Regions from separate parts of the Homo sapiens genome. Here all the other regions are linked to region 1. Evidence: chromatin contacts called from ENCODE Hi-C or POLR2A ChIA-PET data. All regions are on one chromosome and are shown on one strand. The core of a region is the stretch at or near the end of the contact, and the rest is flanking DNA. Distances in the headings are between cores, read along the strand shown.

Region 1 (4,563 bases), core at 691-3,190:
CAGTAGCTCACTGTAGCTATACTGTGCATTTCTCTGATGTGATGGGGTTGAGAACCTTTTCATATGTTTGATATTTTTTATCTCCTGTGAAGTTGTCTTTCGATTGTTTTTGCCCATTGTTATACCTACTGAGGGGTCTGTTATTCTTTCAACTAACCAGCCCTCTGAAGGCGAATATAAGGATACAAAACATGCTTCCTGCCCCCGAGGAGATGACTTGACAATTCTAGAGGCAGATATATGAACAAGAAGTACATGATAATTGTGATTACTGAGGCATCCATCTTCCCTAGCAGACTAGCTAAAGGATGGCGCTCTTATTTGTGTCATATCCTGGGTGCTTAACACAGTATCTGCCACATAATTAGGTGCTTAGTAAAGTTTTGTTAAATGATCGAATGGGGCGTTTTTAGCGCAGTGTGCAAGTGCCCTATTAGGGGTAGGCGCCCAGTAACTCGAGAAGCATGGAGTAGGAAACCACAAACAGCACCTGCTCCCCCTCCTCTCCCCCTACCTGCTGTGGGGAAGGCCTCCCTTGTAAATTTGAAAGGTTGATTCACGGGAAGCCGTGGAGGAGGTGCATGCTAGGCCAACGAATAGAATGTGCAAAGGCCCAGAAGGAAGACAGAGCCCAGCCTGCAAGGGAATGTTAATTTGGAGTGACTAACACCATGAAAGGGCATCAGCTGGAGATACTGCTATAAAGGGACTGCCTTGTAATTTCATAAGCATGGGGGTAAAATTAAGATTAAACACAGGGAAAGAACATTCTCACAGGTGAGGATGGTGTTGAACCCTAGAATAATCGTTTCCCAGATACCTTGAACAAAAATCCAGCAGTTAGAGAAGCCTGACCATGAAGCAAATTTGACTTTTGTCCCTCTAGATAACAAAAGTTATCTTTTTGAAAGTAATGGTGTAATTTGAATGAGTGTAGAGAAGCGCTGAAGACTGAGCTTTACTAAAGCCTTCAGACCTGGATTTGGCAGCAGCGTGGCCTTAGTCAAGCCTCGGTTTCTACACCTGCAAAGTGGGAATAATGCCTACCTTGGAGGGCTGTTGTGAAGATTAAGGGAGATAATACATGTAAAGTACTTAACCATTTGCCTGGTGGGGTAGTTTTTATGACCTAGATCCTAAATTGTTCACTGCTGCTGTTGCTACTCTTGGTACTTTTTACTGGCTGGCATCTGCTTGCTTAAGTTTATAACATAGTAGGAGCATTAACAAGGTCCCACGGTGGGGACCTTGGTCGTTTGACGAGATCTGCGCTCCCGCCCATCCCCTCCCCCCCCCCTCCACATTGGAGACGCGGCCACCACCGCGCTGGCGCGGAGAGAGGGAGGACCGGGCGTCATGCTGTTTCTGGCCTGAGGTTTTGTGTGCCTTTGTTTTCCTTTTGCTCTATTCGTGTATTCCTGCCTACGGCCTGTGCGGGGAATTAGGAGCTCAGTACTGAAACGGCGGTTTTCCTAAACAGTACCGGACGGGCGCGGGGGCTGACGCCTGTAATCCCAACACTTTGGGAGGCCGAGGTGGGCGGATCTCTTGAAGCCGGGAGTTCGAGACCACCCTGGCTAACGTGGTGAAACCCTGTTCTTACTAAAAATACAAAAAAAAAAAAAAAAAAAAAGCCAGGAGTGATGGCGCTCGCCTGTAATCCCAGCTACTCCGTAGGCTGAGGCAGGAGAATCGCTTGAACCCGGGGGGCAGAGGTTGCAGTGAGCCGAGATTGCGCCATTGCACTCCAGCCTGGGCAAAAAGAGCGAGACTCCGCCTCAAAAAAAAAAAAAAAAGTACCTTCCGTAGTTCTCATGCAGCGGAGGGGTTCGACTTGTAACCGGCCTGAAACCAAGCGTGGCGCAAGATTTGCTCAAGCCCCTCCTCTTGGCCAAACTTTCCGGAGGGGAAGGCTTTCCGAGGAAACGAAAGCGAAATTGAACCGGAGCCATCTTGGGCCCGGCGCGCAGACCCGCGGAGTTTCCCGTGCCGACGCCCCGGGGCCACTTCCAGTGCGGAGTAGCGGAGGCGTGGGGGCCTCGAGGGGCTGGCGCGGCCCAGCGGTCGGGCCAGGGTCGTGCCGCCGGCGGGTCGGGCCGGGCAATGCCTCGCGGGCGCAATGAATCCGCGGCAGGTAAGCCGGGCCGGCCTTGGACCTTCGCCGCCGTCTGGGTTCGTTTACAACCTCACAGGCTTTGTGTTGCAGTGCGTAGCGTGTGCGTCTTGTGAGTGTTAGAGTGTGTGTGTGTGTGTCGTCTTGCCAAGCAGCATTGCTGGTTTAGGAATTTGTGCGTCTTGTGAGTGTGTGTGTGTGGGTGTGTGTCGTCTTGCCAAGCAGCATTGCTGGTTTAGGAATTTGTGCGTCTTGTGAGAGTGTGTGTGTGTGTGTGTGCGTGTGTGTGTAGTCTTGCCAAGCAGCATTGCTGGTTTAGGAATTTGTGAATTTGTATCCTGCTCATTAATTCTGCAGAATGGAGCAGTGCGTGAAGAGGGCTTGGGGGAAAATGCGCCCCCGTCTGAGTAGGAAGGCCTGAGCCCATGTCAAGGCAGACACATCGTCTCCCTTTCTGCTAGGGCCCCTTGTGGAACCCCCTACCCCCGCTTTAGCCCCACTTGAACAACGTTCGGACTTTGAGCAGCGCACACTATCCTCAGCTCACCTTATCCACCTCCTGAAGGCCTTCTGGGAGTTAAAAATGGCACTTAAGCTGTAGGAGAAAGCTTGTTAACCACTTTATAGCTAAAAACTGGGAAAACACAAATGGCCTTCAGCAGGTTAACAGATAAACTGAAATACATCCACATAATGGGATACTGCTTAGTAGTGAAGAGGAAATACTGTTACAAGTAACAACACGGGTGACTCGCAAGTGCGTTATGCTAAGCACGAGAAGCCAGACTCAAAAGGCTGCATACTGTATGAGTCCATTTATATGACATTCTGGAAAAAAAAAACCACAGTTATAGGGATGGAAAGTGGATCCGTGGGTGCCAGGGACTGGGTATCGTGGAAGAAATTGATTGTTGAGTGGCATGAAAAAGCTTTTTAGGGAAATAGAAATGTTCTATATCTTGATTGTGGTGGCGATTGTCGAAATTCATAGATTTATACACTTAAAAGGATAAATTTTACTGTATCTAAATTATATACCTCAATTTTGTTAAGATATATATATATTTTTTTTTTTTTAAGCACTCCTTTGAAAGGATTAAGGACGCCTAACTTGAAGGAAAAGCATTTCTGCACAGGTGTCAGTGTATTGCACTGTGGAACCTGTGTGGTAAAGGCAAAGGGGGTAGTGCTTATCTCTTGATCCTAAATATGTGAGACCAGATTAAAGTGAAATCTGGGAGGCAATGAATGTTAAATGAGTTGTTATGTAATTTGCATAGAGGTGATGCTGAGAGATTTAGAAAGGATCACTGTGGGTTGCTTGCTCACTTTCTTGCTCTCCTATTCCGTAGCTTTCCAAATGGCTGTACTCAACGGTGGCTTGGTGTTTAGGGGATTTAAGGGGGGCAAAAAGAAAGATTAATAATCTCCTCCTCTCCCTCTAACCCTACTGCCCTAAGATATCCTTAGCAAACTTACATCTCCTTTCTTTTCTCTGTGTTCATTCCATTGTGCGCACACATACACATTCATGGATTTTCTCTTTTTGTTTAGGGAAAAAAATTATAATGTACATACTATTCTACAACTTTTTGTTGTTTTATTGAACATTATATGATTCCTAAATTATCCCCAGGTGAATACAAATAGATATGACACATTTTAAAAAAATAAAATAACTGGCCGGGCGTGGTAGCTCATGCCTGTAATCCCAGCACTTTGGGAGGCCGAGGAGGGCGGATCAGGAGATCGACACCATCCTGGCCAGCATGGTGAAACCCCATCTCTACTAAAAATACAAAAATTAGCTGGGTGTGGTGGCGTGCGCCTGTAATCCCAGCTACTCCGGAGGCTGAGGCAGGAGAATCACTTGAACCCGGGAGGCGGAGATTGCAGTGAGCTGAGATCACACTGCACTCCAGCCTGATTGCAGTGAGCCGAGATCATGCCACTGCACTCCAGCTTGGCAACAGAGCGAGACTCCGTCTCACAAGAAAAAAAATAACCGTGTGAGTACTATTCCATAGAATGAATGTTTCATAATTTAATTCTTCTATAGACAGACATTAAAATATTTTCCAGATTTGGGCCAAGAGTAGCAGTTTAAAAAACATTTAGCTTTTAACTGACTCTAGCCACTTTGAAACACAATTTTTTTTTCCCAAGGTCACTCAAAGAGCTAATAGGAGAACCCCTAAGTCCCATAATTCAGCTCTGGGAGCCAGCACTCACTCTGTACACACATTTGCCTCTGTCCCTAGCAATATGGTGGGCGTGAGGGTGCAGCAAGAGGAACAAGAAAGAAATGATTGCTTGCATAGTGGCGTCTTGTTCATGCAGTCATTAATTCAACAAATGTTTGTTGAGAATCAGCTTTGTGCCAAGTGCTAGAGAGGTTGAGATGATTGAAGCATAGTCCTTGACCCCCAAGAGCTCACCATGGAATCAAC
Region 2 (4,563 bases), core at 1,074-3,573, 470 kb before region 1:
TCAAAGGAGGCCGACGCACGTGACCCCCCCAGGAGGCGGGGTCGCAAGACCCTCCCCACGTGACCCCAAGGGGCAGAGACCCTCCGCACGTGACGGGAGGTGGGAGCCAGGAGCCCAGCTCACGTGACTAGGGGGAGGGGGCGCGGGAGCCTGTGGCTCGGTCGGCCCCGCCCCCAGCTCCCCGGCCCTCTCCATTCTCGGCTCCGGAGCACGTCGCTCTCACGATTTATGGGGCCGCGGCTGCCGCAGTGAGGGAGCCGGGGAGCCCGGGCGCAGCGGCAACAAAGGCCCGGGAAGCGAGGCGGGGGCGGCGGCAGCCTCCTGGCCCGGTGTGCGCCCCCTCCTACCTCTGCCGGCCCAGGCCCGCACGGAGTAGAGAGGACAGAAAGGAGGCTCCCGGAACCCGGGCTCCCCCACCCGCTCCCTGAGCTTTCACCTGCGCCCAGGTGTATGCGGGGGAGGGGAACCTGATCAACACCTCCCCCCACCAAACCTATTCCCGCATCCTCCCCGGCTCTGGCTTCCCCTAAGAACGCTGAGGTGCTCCAAGGGTGGCGGGGAACCCGGGGCCCCTCACCTGCGAGCTCTCCGTTCCCCGCCAGACTCTAGCGGGGTGGGGGGCGGACGTGTGAGTCTGGGGGAGGGGGCTGAGCTAGATAGAGCTGGAAAGTCAGCCCCCAGCGCCCCCCGGAGTTCTTGGAGTCCCGCTCCGGGGGGGAGGGGCCACGTCCCCACCCCCGAGGTTTCCATGGGAAGCGAGAGGGGGGCGTCGTTGGCTCATCCCCACCCCCAGTCTGACACTCCGGGCGCGAGGAGGGAGAGAGGGGGAGGCGCGGAGCCCCAAACAACAAAGAGCGGAGCGGCGAGCGGCAGCCCCTCCTCCGAGAGGTTGGGGGTCGCGGCCGCCCGGCCCTCCCGGTCCCCTCCCCTGGGGTCTGGCCATTTGCTCCCTGGTCGGTCGGTCCCTGGGGTGGGCAGCCAGAGGCAGTGCTGCCGCCACCGCCCGGGCAGGTGTGACAGTGACCCCCGCGTCCCCAGGGATCTCCCCCTACTAACACACAGACACACACTGATGTGGCCAGGGAGATACACACGGCGGCTTGGCGGGGAGGAGAAGACAAGGGCAGCAAGGACTGAGCAGAATGAGGACCCGGCCCCGCAGCCAGCACCCGGCCACCGCGCCACACACCCCGGGAAACCACACGGCCGCCCTGACACCCGCCCAGACCGCGGCGGCGCCAACAGCCACCCCAGCCCAGACGCAGCTGGCCGCGCGGACAGCGACCGCAGCCCCTTCCCCGACCCGCAGCCCGCTCCCACCCCCAGACGATCGCCGACGCAGACACACAAATCACACACTCAGACACACACGCACACTGACAGCCGCGCACGCCCGCTCACACTTGGAGCCATTCGCCGTCCCCAGCCCGGGCGTGTGTGTGCGTGTGTGACACACCGACATCTCTCTGCCGCCTTCCGTCTCGCCGGTACCCCACGTTCCCATCCTAACCAAGCAGCATTCCCAGGGCCCCCCAACTCAGCGACCCAGCCCTAGCTCACCCTAGCCGGGCTTATCCACACAACCAAGACAACCCATTCGCCTTCCTTCTAGGGAGGTGCTCGGTCGGACTCCCTGCCTCAGCTCTGGACCCCACTTTTAAAAGCAGGAGTCCTAGACAGAACCCCTGGAAGCCCTCATGGCCAAAAACAGGTCATCCCTGGGCCCCAAAATGCAGCGGCCTATCCCCAGCACAGCGCTACCCCCAAACCCCAGCCCAACTGGTGGGACTATGGGACAGGGGCATGCTATTCCAGCGGCGGGTGCGGAGAGAAGCCAAGATGGGGTGGGGGGCCCCTCCAGCAGCCTCCTCCACACGGCCCGAGCGCTCCTTACTATAGCCCAACAGCCTCTTCAGACACCCCCGAGTTTCCTAGACGCCCACAGAGTGCGTCCCCCTCTCCGTCCCCTCCCAGCCCCCAGCTCTGGTCTCCCAGGACTCCCACCCCGGGATCCCCCAGGACTTCTCGGGCCCACCGGCTCCCCCTCTCACTGAGACGGGACGCGCGGACTCCCAGGGTCCCCGACTCACTGCTGGTTGGAGCTGTTCCAGTACACCGCATGCCGGTTTCCCAGCGCCCCTCCGGGCCCTTGGGCCAGCAGCGGCAGCAGCGGCACGGGCACGAGCAGCAGCAGCAGCAGCAGCGGAGCCGCCGCCATCCCCGGAGCCGCCGCCGCCGCCGCCCCCCGACTGAGCCCCGCGCTCCCGGCTTCTCCGCTTCCCAGCTCCCTGCTGCCGCCGCCGTCGGCCCCCAGCCTTAGGCCACGCCCCCAGCCCTTCCCTCCGCCCTCCTGGGCGCGCCCCCGAAGCCCCGCCCCTGGCGCGCCCCCGACAGGCCCCGTCCCGCTCCGGTCGGGAGCGCGCGACGCGTGGGAGGTGGGGACCGTACTGCCCCCTCGGGAAAGACCAGCGCGTGCCTCGTCTCTCCTTCTTGAGTTCAGTTTGCTACAACTGGTCCTGGGTCTTTTGCTCCCCAGGCTGAATTTCCCAGAAGGATTTGGGAACCCAAGATAAGGATCTCGATCTCAGGGAAGCCCAATCATCTCTGGGAATGAGGGGAAGGAGAAGACTTGAGAAGAAGTTGGGGATCCAGGACCTCTTAGTAAGTAGGGCTGGACCCCTTCCCTTCTGAAAACTGTGGCCCTCTGCTGCGTCCATGCCCCCTTTTCCCGTGTGCATGAGGACTCAGGTGGGCACAGAAGGGTGGTGGAGAAGTCCTCAGCTGGCACCAAGGCTTTGACAGCTGGTGACCTGAAGCCCCCAGCTGAGCATGAGGCTTGTTTATCTTGGAGGCAGAGTAAAAGAGCTCAGCCCCTGAGAATGTCAATACTGGGAGCTGTAAGAGTCTTCAGTGGTCCAGAACCCAAGGCGCAGGAGGGGGTCAAGGAGAGAGTCAGCTGGGGCAAAGCAGGGTTCCCTGGACACCTACAAAGGATTCCTCACTGGCACTTAGGCAGGGCCCCTCCCGGGGCAGCCAGGGTTGTCCCCAGGGATTCTCACTCCTACTCTCAGAGACGCTGATCCTGAGTCAGAGGGCAGAGCACCTTGTGTTCCAGCTCTCACCACAGTCATTGTCCTCACAGTGACACCCAAGCACACACATCACACACACACATTCAGGAAAAAAGGCACAGTCACCCAAAGGCAGAGAACATAGAGACACAGGTGCCTGACACAGACATATGGACACACAGGTACACCTTCCAGACACACATAGGAAAGGGTACTATCAGACTGCTAGAGATCAGGCACAGAGACACCCAAGCACACACCTATATCCATCCACACACAACACACACACAAACCCACATGCATCCTGACACACACAGTTCCTTGCTCTCCTCTTCTCTCTTTCTAGGAAGTAGAAGTTCAGGAAAAGGGTTCAGAAACCAGACCTAGGGCTATCTGTCCCTTATCTCTTCTCTTTTGGAGAGGCCCAGACCAGGCGGAACCAGGCCTGACTGGGTTCTCAGAACGCAAGCCAACCACCTGTGTCCAGGGAGACAGGCATGCTGCTACTTTGCTTCTATCCTTCAGGAGAGGGAACATGCAGGCACCTCCCTATCTGCTTATCTGTGGCAGGACAGAGTCTTGACCACAAGTCAGCCTCAGGTGCTAGGCTGGGGGCAGGGGCGGTGCTATCCAGAATAGGTTCAGTGTCTGACTGCTGCCAGGTGAGAGTAGTCTCTGTTTTCTCTGGGCTCCTCTCCACCCCAGGAGATCTCTTCTTCCTTCTCAGGAGCCAGCAAATAAATTAGGCCCCTTGGGATGGGAGTGGGGGACTCTGCAAACAGCTCTCCCTCCCTGCAGGCTCCTCATCCCCAGAGAGATTTGTTTCACCCAAATGATGCTAACCTGCTTACTCCAGGTGCCACAAATCCCAGCCCCCTCCACTCAAATCATATTCCCTGCTCCACAAGGGCAGCTTCTCTCTGTAGGGGCCCACAGTTGGCAGAGACGCTGCTCATATTGATAGTGAACAGGAACTTGCTGGTTTGGTCTAGGACTTTAAATTCCATTTTAGAAAAGATATATCCCTGTTTATCGAATCTAGGTTCTGCTTAAGAATTTGGGCCTTTTTCTATAGGGCCTGGGTACTCTTTAGAATCTGGCACCCCCACACCCACCCTCCAATAATAACTGAGCCCTTCTCTTAGAATCCGGAGCCCTCTCTACAGGATTTAAGCAGCTCTCTCTATGGAGTCGAAGCCTCTGGTTTTGAAGTTGAGATACTCTTTATAGGGCCTAGCTAGGCCTGTGTCCGTGGGATCTAGTGCTTTGTCTACCTGGGCCTCTATCCATAGGGCTGCTAGCTGATTTGGGCCTTTGTGTGAATTAGAAAAAGGACCCTTCTTTGCAGGCTCAGTCCCTAGGGTGCATCTCTTGGCAAGTGGTGCCTTTGTGCAAAAACAAAGGTGCTGCCTCCTTCAGTGAGAGGTGGCTCTAGTGGCTCCCTGTCTTAGTGAGGGAGCTTGGGCCGATGTCCCCTTCCCCTTGGGTGGCT
Region 3 (4,563 bases), core at 547-3,046, 340 kb after region 1:
AAACACAAAAATTAGCTGGGCGTTTGGCAGGCGACTGTAATCCCAGCTACTCAGGAGGCTGAGGCAGGAGAATCACTTGAACCTGGGAATTGGAGGTTGCAGTGAGCTGAGATTGTGCCACGGCACTACAGCCTGGGCAACAGAGCAAGGCTGGGTCTCAAACAATTTTTGAGATGGAGTCTCCACCTCCTGGGTTCAACCAATTCTCCTGCCTCAGCCTCCTGAGTAGCTGGCATTACAGGCACCTGCCACCATGCCCGGCTAATTTTTTGTATTTTTAGTAGACACGGGGTTTCACCATGTTGACCAGGCTGGTCTCCAACTCCTGACCTCTGGTGATCTGCCCACCTCGGCCTCCCAAAGTGCTGGGATTACAGGCGTGAGCCACCGCACCTAGCCAGTCTTTGCACTTTATTAGTGGTCTCTCACAAGCTCTCACTTCAGGACCAGATGGGATACTCACCCTATGAAATGGCCTCTGGGAGCCCCAGTCTGGTGCTGGTTGGGGGGATTCACTTCTTGCATCACTCTCCAAGACCCCCCCAAAGATCCTGGGCTGGTGACTATCTGGATACTTAAGCATTGAGTCCCGAAGTGTCTGTCCCTCCCGTAGTCTCTCACCAGGTGTCTCTGACTCAGGACCTGGAAGTTCTGCAGAAAGGTGGCAGGTGTTTGCTGGGATGGGAAAGGACTTGGGCTCTATTAATCTCTCTGAAATCATCAGTCTTCTCACACTTCCCATCCCCCAGCTACTCCCTGCAGGCTCTTTATTTCACCCACCAACCCACCAGAAACCACAGGTTGCCCCTTAGGGAAAGCCACACACCAGGAGGATGGGAAGGCAAGGTCCAGGCCCCCATATCGCTGAAGATGCTATTGAAATCTCGTACTAGGTCATCAAAGCCGAAGTTATCGTGGAAACGTATCCCTCCTCCTGGGCTGAAGCTGAAGCCGAAGCCAAATTCCTCAGGGGGGTGCTGAGGACTATGGAACCTTGGGTTCCCACGGCCCCATGAGCCCCCTTCTTCTTCTTCTTCCTCATCATCATCTTCATCTCGAGTCATCCCTCCAAAAAAGGGATCTCTGTGGCTGAGAGTGGAGGCAGATTGGCCACCAATATTTCAGCACTATTTAAGCCATTAAATCAACTCATGGGTGGCAAAGTGGGACAAGAGCAAGGGGTCTGGGAAGCTAGGGAGAGGGTCGGAGGACTGGCTGCCACATCAAAACATTAATACAATGGCTGACAGTTCTTTTTTTTTTTTTTTTTTTTTAATCAAAGTCAGACCTCAGCTCGCAGCTCCCTTCATACACCTTCCCCCAGTTTTTCTTCAGTGTGCCCCAGTCCCTCCTCTCTCTCCCAAGGTCCTGCTCACTTGCTCACTGTCTTATTCCCCAGACCCTCACGGTCTTCCCCGCCCGGGTCCCTGTTGCATCACCCCAGGTTGGAGAAAGGCTTAGTTTGCTGTTTCTCCTCTTAATGACCGCCTTGGTTACTGTGGCGGGGTGAGTGTTCAATGTTGCGACTTCTGTCCTCTCTGCAGGAGTTGAAGGAGTGGGACAGAGGATGTTTTTCCAAAAATAAGACGTAGGGGTCAAGCTCCCCTCAGACGACCCCCACCCTTGTCCGAGCCGGACCTACTCTCACCTCCGAGGTCCAGGAAAGCCGAAAAAGCCCCGGAAGAGATCAAAGAGGCTCATTCCCGTACTGGGACGCGAACCTTTGAACCCCTCCAGTGGTCCATTCGCAGACGGGGGAAACCTGCGCAGCCCTGTGAGAAATTGAGCGAGGCGTCAGCCCACGCTACCGGAAAGCAAGCCCGCGATCCTGACACTGTCGTAAACGACGGTAAGCCGGACGTGAAATGGAGGCGGGACCGAAGGTCTTCCTCAAATTTGAAAGGCTTTATCTTTACCCCACCTTTCAGAGACCAGTTTCCGTGACGGGAGTGGGCGTGACGCACTTTCAGTTTCCTATGACCGCCTTCCTCCTAAATCTGTTCTTCTTTCTGCAGACCAACTCAGTACGAAAAGCGATTTCGAGGGTTTGACTCTGGATGGCACCCGGATAAAGCCGCCAGAGGGCAGCCCAGCCGCACAAATGGACCGGCTTGAGGGCGTCCCTCAACCACCCCACCCGCGGGGCTGGCCAGCCTCACAGCAGAAGCCACCTCGCTCCTTACTCGGGCGTTCTTTTTGACTGACCTGGGCGATGTCTGCTGTTAGAGGGATGAACAAAATGCTTTTCCAAGCTCCTTCTAGTATTGAATTTCCCAGAGAAGAGATCAAGACATAAGAGACGCATGGACTTAACTTCCTCCACCTCTCTAGCTACTAGGGAGTTTGTTATAACTATATAGAATTCTTTTTTCTAAGCAGGCTCTGCAACCAGCAAGACAAAGGATTTTTAAGAAAGCAAGGGAAGGGAAGCTAGTTGAGTCCTGAGAAGGAACAAATTGGGGGTTATAAAGAAATATCCCTTTGGTATCTTTTTTTTTTTTTTTTTTTTTTTTTTTTTGAGACAGAGTTTTCTCTCATGTTTCCCAGGCTGGAGTGCAGTGGCACCATGTCGGCTCACTGCAACCTTCGCCTCCCAGGTTCTCTCCTGTCTCAGCCTCCCGAGTAGCTGGGATTACAGTCATGCGCCTCCACGCCCGGCTACTTTTGTATTTTTTGTAGAAACGGGGTTTCACCATGTTGACCAGGCTGGTCTCGAACTCCTGACCTAAGGTGATCCGCCCAACCCAGCCTCCCAAAGCGCCTGTCCTCATTCCTTTTTAAAAGTGTTTTGTTCAAAACCTCTCCGAGACCTGTCTCTCCCTGTACCCCATCCCCAAGCCAGACCTTGCTCTAGATTCTTTTTCAAAGAATTGGGTATAGCTATGTCACAGAGAAGCATCCAAGAAGCCACTACTACAGTAGTCCATTCCTAGGGGGAATGGGCCCCAAGGTTTTGTTTTTTTATTTCGTTTTTGGGGTACAGGTGGTGTTTGGTTACATGGATGAGTTCTTTAGTGATTTCTGCGACTTTAGCGCACCCATCACCCGAGCAGTGTACACTGTACCCAATATGTAGTCTTTCATCCCTCACCCCACTCCAAGATTTAGTTCTGCCAGACGATACATGTTGCCTTCACTTCTTTTTAGTTTATTTGCCTGGACCCATCTAAGTCATACTTAAAACTCTATAAAGCATTTTTTTTCTTTGAAATGGTCTCAGCTCCTTCTTGATCCTCTCCATTTTCCACCCAATCTCCTCTATCCCTCTCCCTTTACTGCCTGAAATCGGCTGTAGATGTAGCAGTTTCTGGAGGAAATGAAGATTTGTGGTGGTTCTTTCCAGTCACCAGGTTGTGAAAGTCTTAGGGGTGAGGGGAAGGAAATCCCCTCAAGGACAAGATACTACTACCACATTAAGGTCAGGAGTTCTTAAAGGGCGAAGATTTCATTTTATTCCACTGCCTTCAGGGGCCTGCTAGAGGAGGCCCAGTTGGTACAGTAATACTTATTCACCAAGCTGGTCATCGACGAAATTGAGGATGTCCTAGACGGAGCAAGAATAGGCAGAGGCTGAAGGTAGAGGTTTTCTTTTTATATATACAAGACACATTAATCCATTAAATTTGAGGACACAGTACAAAAAAAAAAAAAAAACAAAAAAAAAACCACTTCAACTAATTCATCTGACAATGCTGTTCATATTCATGACGCCATTTTTTTGTTTGTTGTTGTTGTTGTTTTCCTAATAATAAAGAAGGAGACTTAGGGCTGTTGGGCTGATATATGTTTGGGGGTCCCACCTCCCCGCCTCATCCGTACACCACCAGGGTGAACAGGAGGAAGCAAAGGAAGTGCAGGGCCCATAGCAAAGTTTCATAATCTTGAATGCAAGAGGGGAGAAGGAATGGAAGGGGGAAAAAAAAGGAGAAAATACAAATCCTATAATACATACAACAGGGTGGGGATGGTATAGGAATGGGACAGACATGAAGCTGAGGCATGGGGTGGGCCGCTGGGGGTGGGGGGCAGCGGAAACCCCCCACATTCCTTTCTCTTTGATGCTGTTTCCATAGTTTCCAGGCTGAGAAGCCCTCTCAGAAGATGGGACCGGGAGAAGAGGGTCAGGGCCTCAGTTGGCCCCCCAGCTGTAGCTGTTGTAGGCAGACTTGTTGGTCTGGGGCTTCTGCGGGATGGAGCTGGTCTGGCTACGTTGCCCGCTGCCCGTCTGCAGGGGAATGGGAGGATCATGAGGAGGAAAAAGGTGTCTAGTTAGTGGTACAAATTTGTAACATCTTCAGGTGGAGATGTGCAAACTGTCTTGCTCTCCCATTCCCCTCACTACTATTAGAACCATAGAAAATTTGGTCTGCATAGCTGCTAAAGCCCCTTTCTTACAAGCAGGAAGGCATTTTTGACTTTTAAATAGGGAAAAGATGAAGAGGGCAAGATACCTTTAGAGACAAGGTAGTGAGTGAGTTCTACTCATTTTCAATTCTACATTCTCACACTACCCCCTCTCTCCCCTGCTCTTGGAGATGGGTGATCACAAGGCAATTTCATTTC
Region 4 (4,563 bases), core at 904-3,403, 330 kb before region 1:
CACCAGGATTGCTGGGCTGCCAGTACTGAGGAAAGCAGGAGGGTAGCGCAGGCAGGTGGCATGAGCCTTAGAGGAACCATAGTTTTCCAAGAGGCAGGATGAGTAATGGTGTGGAAATTAAAATGGGGAGGAAGGGAGGCCATAGACTCAAAGCGGATGCTGAGGGATGAGGGCTGGGAGACTAAAGCCTCCACTTGAGACACCAGTAAGGGACAGTGGAGTTCAGTTGAGGCATACTAGGAAGCCTAGTATGGGGGAAGTTTTTTTTTATTTTTTGAGACGGAGTCTTTTTCTGTTGTCCAGGCTGGAGCGCAGTGGTACAATCTTGGCTCACTGCAACCTCTGCCTCCCAGGTTCAAGTGTTCTCATGCCTCAGCCTCCTGAGTAGCTGGATTGCAGGTGCCCGCCACCACGTCCAGCTATCCAGCTAATTTTTGTATTTTTAGTAGAGATGGGGTTTCACCATGCTGGCCAGGCTGGTCTCGAACTCCTGCCCTCAGGTGATCCGCCTTGGCCTCCCAAAGTGCGGAGATTACAGGCGTGAGCCTGGGGGAAGTTTTCTGATCGCTCACTAGGTATTCAGGGAGCTGGATCTCAGAGTCAGAGAGGGAGGTAAGGGGCGTGCATTGGGTCAGGTGAGGAAAGAGACTCCGGGAGTAAGTTCTGACTCCTTCCATGTGACTCAGGTAAAACAGGAGATGTGGACTTTCCGTGGAGGCCCAAATACATGTTTATTGAAGATGAGCTGGAAAATCTGATTCTGTGTTGAATGACGAAGTGCTAAGAATAAATAACAACCCCTTACATCTGGATGATACTTGAGAACTTACAAAGTATTTTATTGTACCTTGTCATATATTTTCTTCATTCCTTTCTTATTATAACCCTGGGAAGTGGGCCTTATCAGTGGTAAACTCAGAGTGACTTGCTAAGTGTCCAAGCTGGGACTGAAAATCCACTCTGTGCTGCCTTCTAGGGCGTTGATGAGTGCAGTGTTTTCTGGGTTGCTGAAAAAAAACAAAAAAAACCCCAAAAAACAAAAAACCACCTCCTTAAGTCTGTTCTTTTTGCATCTGACCACTCTCCTGTGCCTCTTTTCAACATTCAGGAAATTAATGGTTTCTCCCTAAGTCTCCACACTACACTTTTTCTCTAGTGGAGGCAGTAATGAGTTGCAGGCTCTGTTCTGACATGCTCAGAAAAATGCAGGACGGCAAGTCATAGCCAAAAACAACTCGACGTACTCAGCTGGGGCAACCCGTCACCTACTGCGGGAAGAGGCAGAACCGGGGATGCAGGGAAAGGACAGATTATTCTTATCCTGCCTCTCAAACTTCTGGCTGGGAGCCAGACTTCGGATGAAACCAGGCAATCTCATCTAGGGATTCAACGCTCCCTTACTATTGATGTCACCCACGCCGTTTGCTTCCGAAAACCTTTGGGCCGGAGGCTGCGGCTAGAAAAGCAATCAAAGGTTTCTCGCCGGGCTTAAAGGGCCACATCTTAGTGACGTCTCGGGTTATAAAATCTGCTTGACAATGAAATATCGTGTGCGCGATTCTGCTCCTCCCCCGACATGACGTGGCCAGACACGCCGCTCGCGTCAGGGCTGCCTTACGCCCCCAGGAAGACCCATTCCCACTCTGGGGCGCGCGCAGATTTGCTGTGGCACATGTACTATAACGCACAGGCAAAAGGGCAGTTTCCAAAACGTCTCCAACGTGATCTCACTCCAGAGATTTTTTTTCCTAAAGTTTTAGGGCTGCGCGGAAGGGAACATGGGGTTCACCTCAGGAAATTTCAGACGTCACCCCCCTCGGAGGAAGGTAGTCGCGTCCGGTTCCTCCCCGGGTGTCAGTTAAGCAGGCCAGGCTGTGAGCGAAGGTTCTGGGCGGGGCTGGACTGTTCTAAGTGAGTTCGGGTGGGGGAGCTTCACGAGGGGAGGCTGCTCTGTGAAGGAACCGCCTTTCTCTCCGCGTGTCTCACCCTTTTCTCCCCATATCTGTTTGGACATGAGCTGAGGGCACGGTCGCGGGCGGTCAGCCCTGTTCGCAGCTACGGCGAGGAGGGGCGCGATTGTTCCTTGTTGCCGCTCCGCTTAGTGGCCGCGTCCATTCCGCGCGGTGTCCCGATTTTAGGGGTAGGGAGAAGTGTCAGCTTCAGGCATCGCGAGGCGTGGCGGCCCCATGGCCCCGCTGGGAGGCGCCCCGCGGCTGGTACTGCTGTTCAGCGGCAAGAGGAAATCCGGGAAGGACTTCGTGACCGAGGCGCTGCAGAGCAGGTGTCCGTGAGGCGGGAAAGGTGGAAGGGGGAGCTCTCCGCATCACGTGACACGAGGAGTGCTTTTGGGTGTCACGGAGTGAGCTTTGGAGTACGGGTCGTCCGTTTGCAAGGCAGGAGGAGCACTGGGCTGGGGAAGGTGGAATGCCACCATTACATAAAACAGTAGTCTACACAGGCGAGCCTCAAAGAAGCAGGTGACCACCTCTCCAAAGACCTTCAGCTGCAGGTCTCTCTGAGAAGCATTAATAATGGTTCCTACGAAGGCACTTTCTATATACCAGGCGTTGGATACCAGCCTGGGCAACATGGCGAGACCCCGCCTCTACGAAAAATCCAAAAAGTAGCTGGGCGTGGTGACGCGTGCCTGTGGTCCCAGCTATTCAGGAGCCTGAGGTAGAAGAATCGCTTGAGCCCGGGAGGCGGAGGTTGCAGTGAGGCGAGATTGGCCACTGCACTCCAGCCTGGGCGACAGAGCGAGACCCTGTCTTAAAAAAACAAAACAAAAAACCCTCTTCACCTCTTTGTTAGGTACTGTGTGCCATTATTAGCATCTCCATTTCACAGGTGAAGAAACTGAGGCTCTTAAAAAGTTAAACAGGCCGGGTGTGGTGGTCATGTCTGTCACCCCAGCACTTTGGGAGACAGAGGTGCGAGGATGGCTTGAGAGCCCAGTAGTGGAGACCAGCCTGGGCAACACAGTAAGACCCTAGTCTCTACAAAAAAATGGAAAAGTTAGCCTAGTGCGATGGCGAGCACCTCTAGTCCAAGCTACTCAGGAGGCTGAGGTGGGAGGATCGCTTGAACCTGGGGGCTACAGTGAATTGTAATCATGCTACTGTCCTCCAGTCCTTGCAGCAGAGCCTGAGACCCTGTCTCGAAGTAAAATAAAATAAAATAACATACGAAGTTAACAACAAAAAACCCTTGCTGGTCACAAAGTAAGTGGCAAATCCAGGATTCAAATTCAGCTTTGTGGTTCATGATGGGCATCTCAGCAATTAATATATAATTGAAACAAAAAGAAAAAAAACCCAAACAAATTCAACTTTATCTTGCGCCAAGGACTGGTTTCTTTCTGTTTTATCTGGCTGCCTCCCCAAATAATAATACCTTTTGCACAGTGTTTTCTGTCAAAGCAAGATCTTCTGTGCAGGAGCATTTTGCTGAGACCTGGGCTAGGAGAGCAGAGGTTGGGGAGAAAGTGGGGCTCCTCTCCTCTTGAAGGCCAGTGTGGTGGGGGTACCAGGAAGCTGCTTTTGGGTACCACGGGGGTTCTATGAAGGTGTGGGAGAGCCCAGAGCAGAGGTCACCACCTGAATTTTTCATCACTAAGTATCTCACCACCTTTTCCTAAGTTGCATTTCTCCTCACCTCCAAACCCTGACGTCAAATAGTGGTCCGAAGCACAGGCTCTGGAATTAGACTGCTGGGATGCAAACCCTGGCTCACTGTTGATTAGTGTGTGATCTTGTACACATCTGTCATTCACTCTGTGCCTCATGTTTTTTTTTTTTTTTTTTTTTTTTTTTTGAGACGGAGTCTTGCTCTGTCACCCAGGCTGGAGCGCACCCAGGTTGCGGCTCACCGCAACCTCTGTCTCCTGGGTTCAAGCGATTTTCCTGTCTCAGCCTCCCGAGTAGCTGGGATTACAGGTGTGTGCCACCATGCCCAGCTAACTTTTGTATTTTTAGTAGAGACAGGTTTCACCATGTTGGCCAGGCTGGTCTGGAACTCCTGACCTCAGGTGATCTGCCTGCCTCGGCCTCCCAGAGTGCTGGGATTACAGACGTGAACCACCACCGCACCTGGCCTGCGTCTCAGTTTTGTCATCTGTAAAATGGGGATGATAATAGGGTGGTTGTGGGGATTAAATGAGATAATGTGTGTGAAGGGCTTAGAATAATTATTGGCACCTAGCAGAGGTGCAGGAACTAAATGTTGGCTATATTTATTTTACCAATCTTGGCTTCACTACTTGCAGTGTTGCTTTGGGGGAGTCAATCCTCCTTTCACAACCTCAGCTTCCTCATCTGAAACATGAAAATAAGAACACTTACAGCCAGGGCAACATAGTGAGACCCCCTCTCTACAAAAGATAAAAAAAATTAGCTGGGTATGGTGGTGCATGCCAGTAATCCCAGATACTCAGGAGGCTGAGGTGCGAGGATTGCCTGAGCCCAGGAGTTCAAGATTGTAGTGAGCTGTGATCATACCACTGCACTCTAGCCTGGGTGACAGCAAGACCCTGACTCTTAAAAAACCAAACCAAAACAAAACAAA

Evidence for each region. Hi-C counts contacts between places; a loop is a spot of excess contacts on that map. ChIA-PET counts read pairs that join two places held with the same protein, here RNA polymerase II (POLR2A). Pooled maps may share reads with other maps.
Region 2: a map with no recorded cell type shows a loop between it and region 1 (11-fold over the local background). The contact joins the promoter of EFNA3 here to the promoter of ADAR in region 1. A Hi-C loop is called at or near these places in 3 of 37 single-sample maps with no recorded cell type and 8 of 50 pooled maps. POLR2A ChIA-PET finds 5 or more read pairs at or near these places in 4 of 52 experiments (B cell, H1, MCF 10A and 1 more).
Region 3: a pooled map shows a loop between it and region 1 (8-fold over the local background). The contact joins the promoter of HAX1 here to the promoter of ADAR in region 1. A Hi-C loop is called at or near these places in 3 of 37 single-sample maps with no recorded cell type and 9 of 50 pooled maps. POLR2A ChIA-PET finds 5 or more read pairs at or near these places in 2 of 52 experiments (GM10248 and HEK293).
Region 4: a map of CD8-positive, alpha-beta T cell shows a loop between it and region 1 (17-fold over the local background). The contact joins the promoter of PMVK here to the promoter of ADAR in region 1. A Hi-C loop is called at or near these places in 10 of 168 maps with a recorded cell type or tissue (B cell, CD4-positive, alpha-beta memory T cell, CD8-positive, alpha-beta T cell and 5 more), 35 of 37 single-sample maps with no recorded cell type and 24 of 50 pooled maps. POLR2A ChIA-PET finds 5 or more read pairs at or near these places in 18 of 52 experiments (BJ, CD4-positive, alpha-beta T cell, CD4-positive, alpha-beta memory T cell and 14 more).

The regions. Positions count from the first base shown.
Region 1 is chr1:154,605,563-154,610,125 of GRCh38, reverse strand. It overlaps ADAR (adenosine deaminase RNA specific), which reads left to right and starts at 1,940. Exons shown (of 15, transcript NM_001111.5): 1 at 1,940-2,134. The coding sequence starts at 2,120. RefSeq lists enhancers at 4-997, 1,667-2,056 and a silencer at 2,057-2,166.
Region 2 is chr1:155,076,597-155,081,159 of GRCh38, reverse strand. EFNA3 (ephrin A3) reads right to left here and starts at 2,323. Exons shown (of 5, transcript NM_004952.5): 1 at 2,091-2,323. The coding sequence starts at 2,218. All of the region lies in intron 1 of EFNA4-EFNA3 (EFNA4-EFNA3 readthrough), which reads right to left. RefSeq lists silencers at 119-188, 2,065-2,214, 2,245-2,404.
Region 3 is chr1:154,269,862-154,274,424 of GRCh38, reverse strand. HAX1 (HCLS1 associated protein X-1) reads right to left here and starts at 1,796. Exons shown (of 7, transcript NM_006118.4): 1 at 1,649-1,796; 2 at 827-1,089; 3 at 464-651. The coding sequence starts at 1,701. It overlaps UBAP2L (ubiquitin associated protein 2 like), which reads right to left. Exons shown (of 27, transcript NM_014847.4): 27 at 3,578-4,225. The coding sequence ends at 4,130. RefSeq lists an enhancer at 1,733-1,902 and a silencer at 2,040-2,180.
Region 4 is chr1:154,934,309-154,938,871 of GRCh38, reverse strand. It overlaps PMVK (phosphomevalonate kinase), which reads left to right and starts at 2,153. Exons shown (of 5, transcript NM_006556.4): 1 at 2,153-2,281. The coding sequence starts at 2,187. RefSeq lists enhancers at 763-1,704, 1,684-1,883, 1,705-2,647 and a silencer at 2,604-2,703.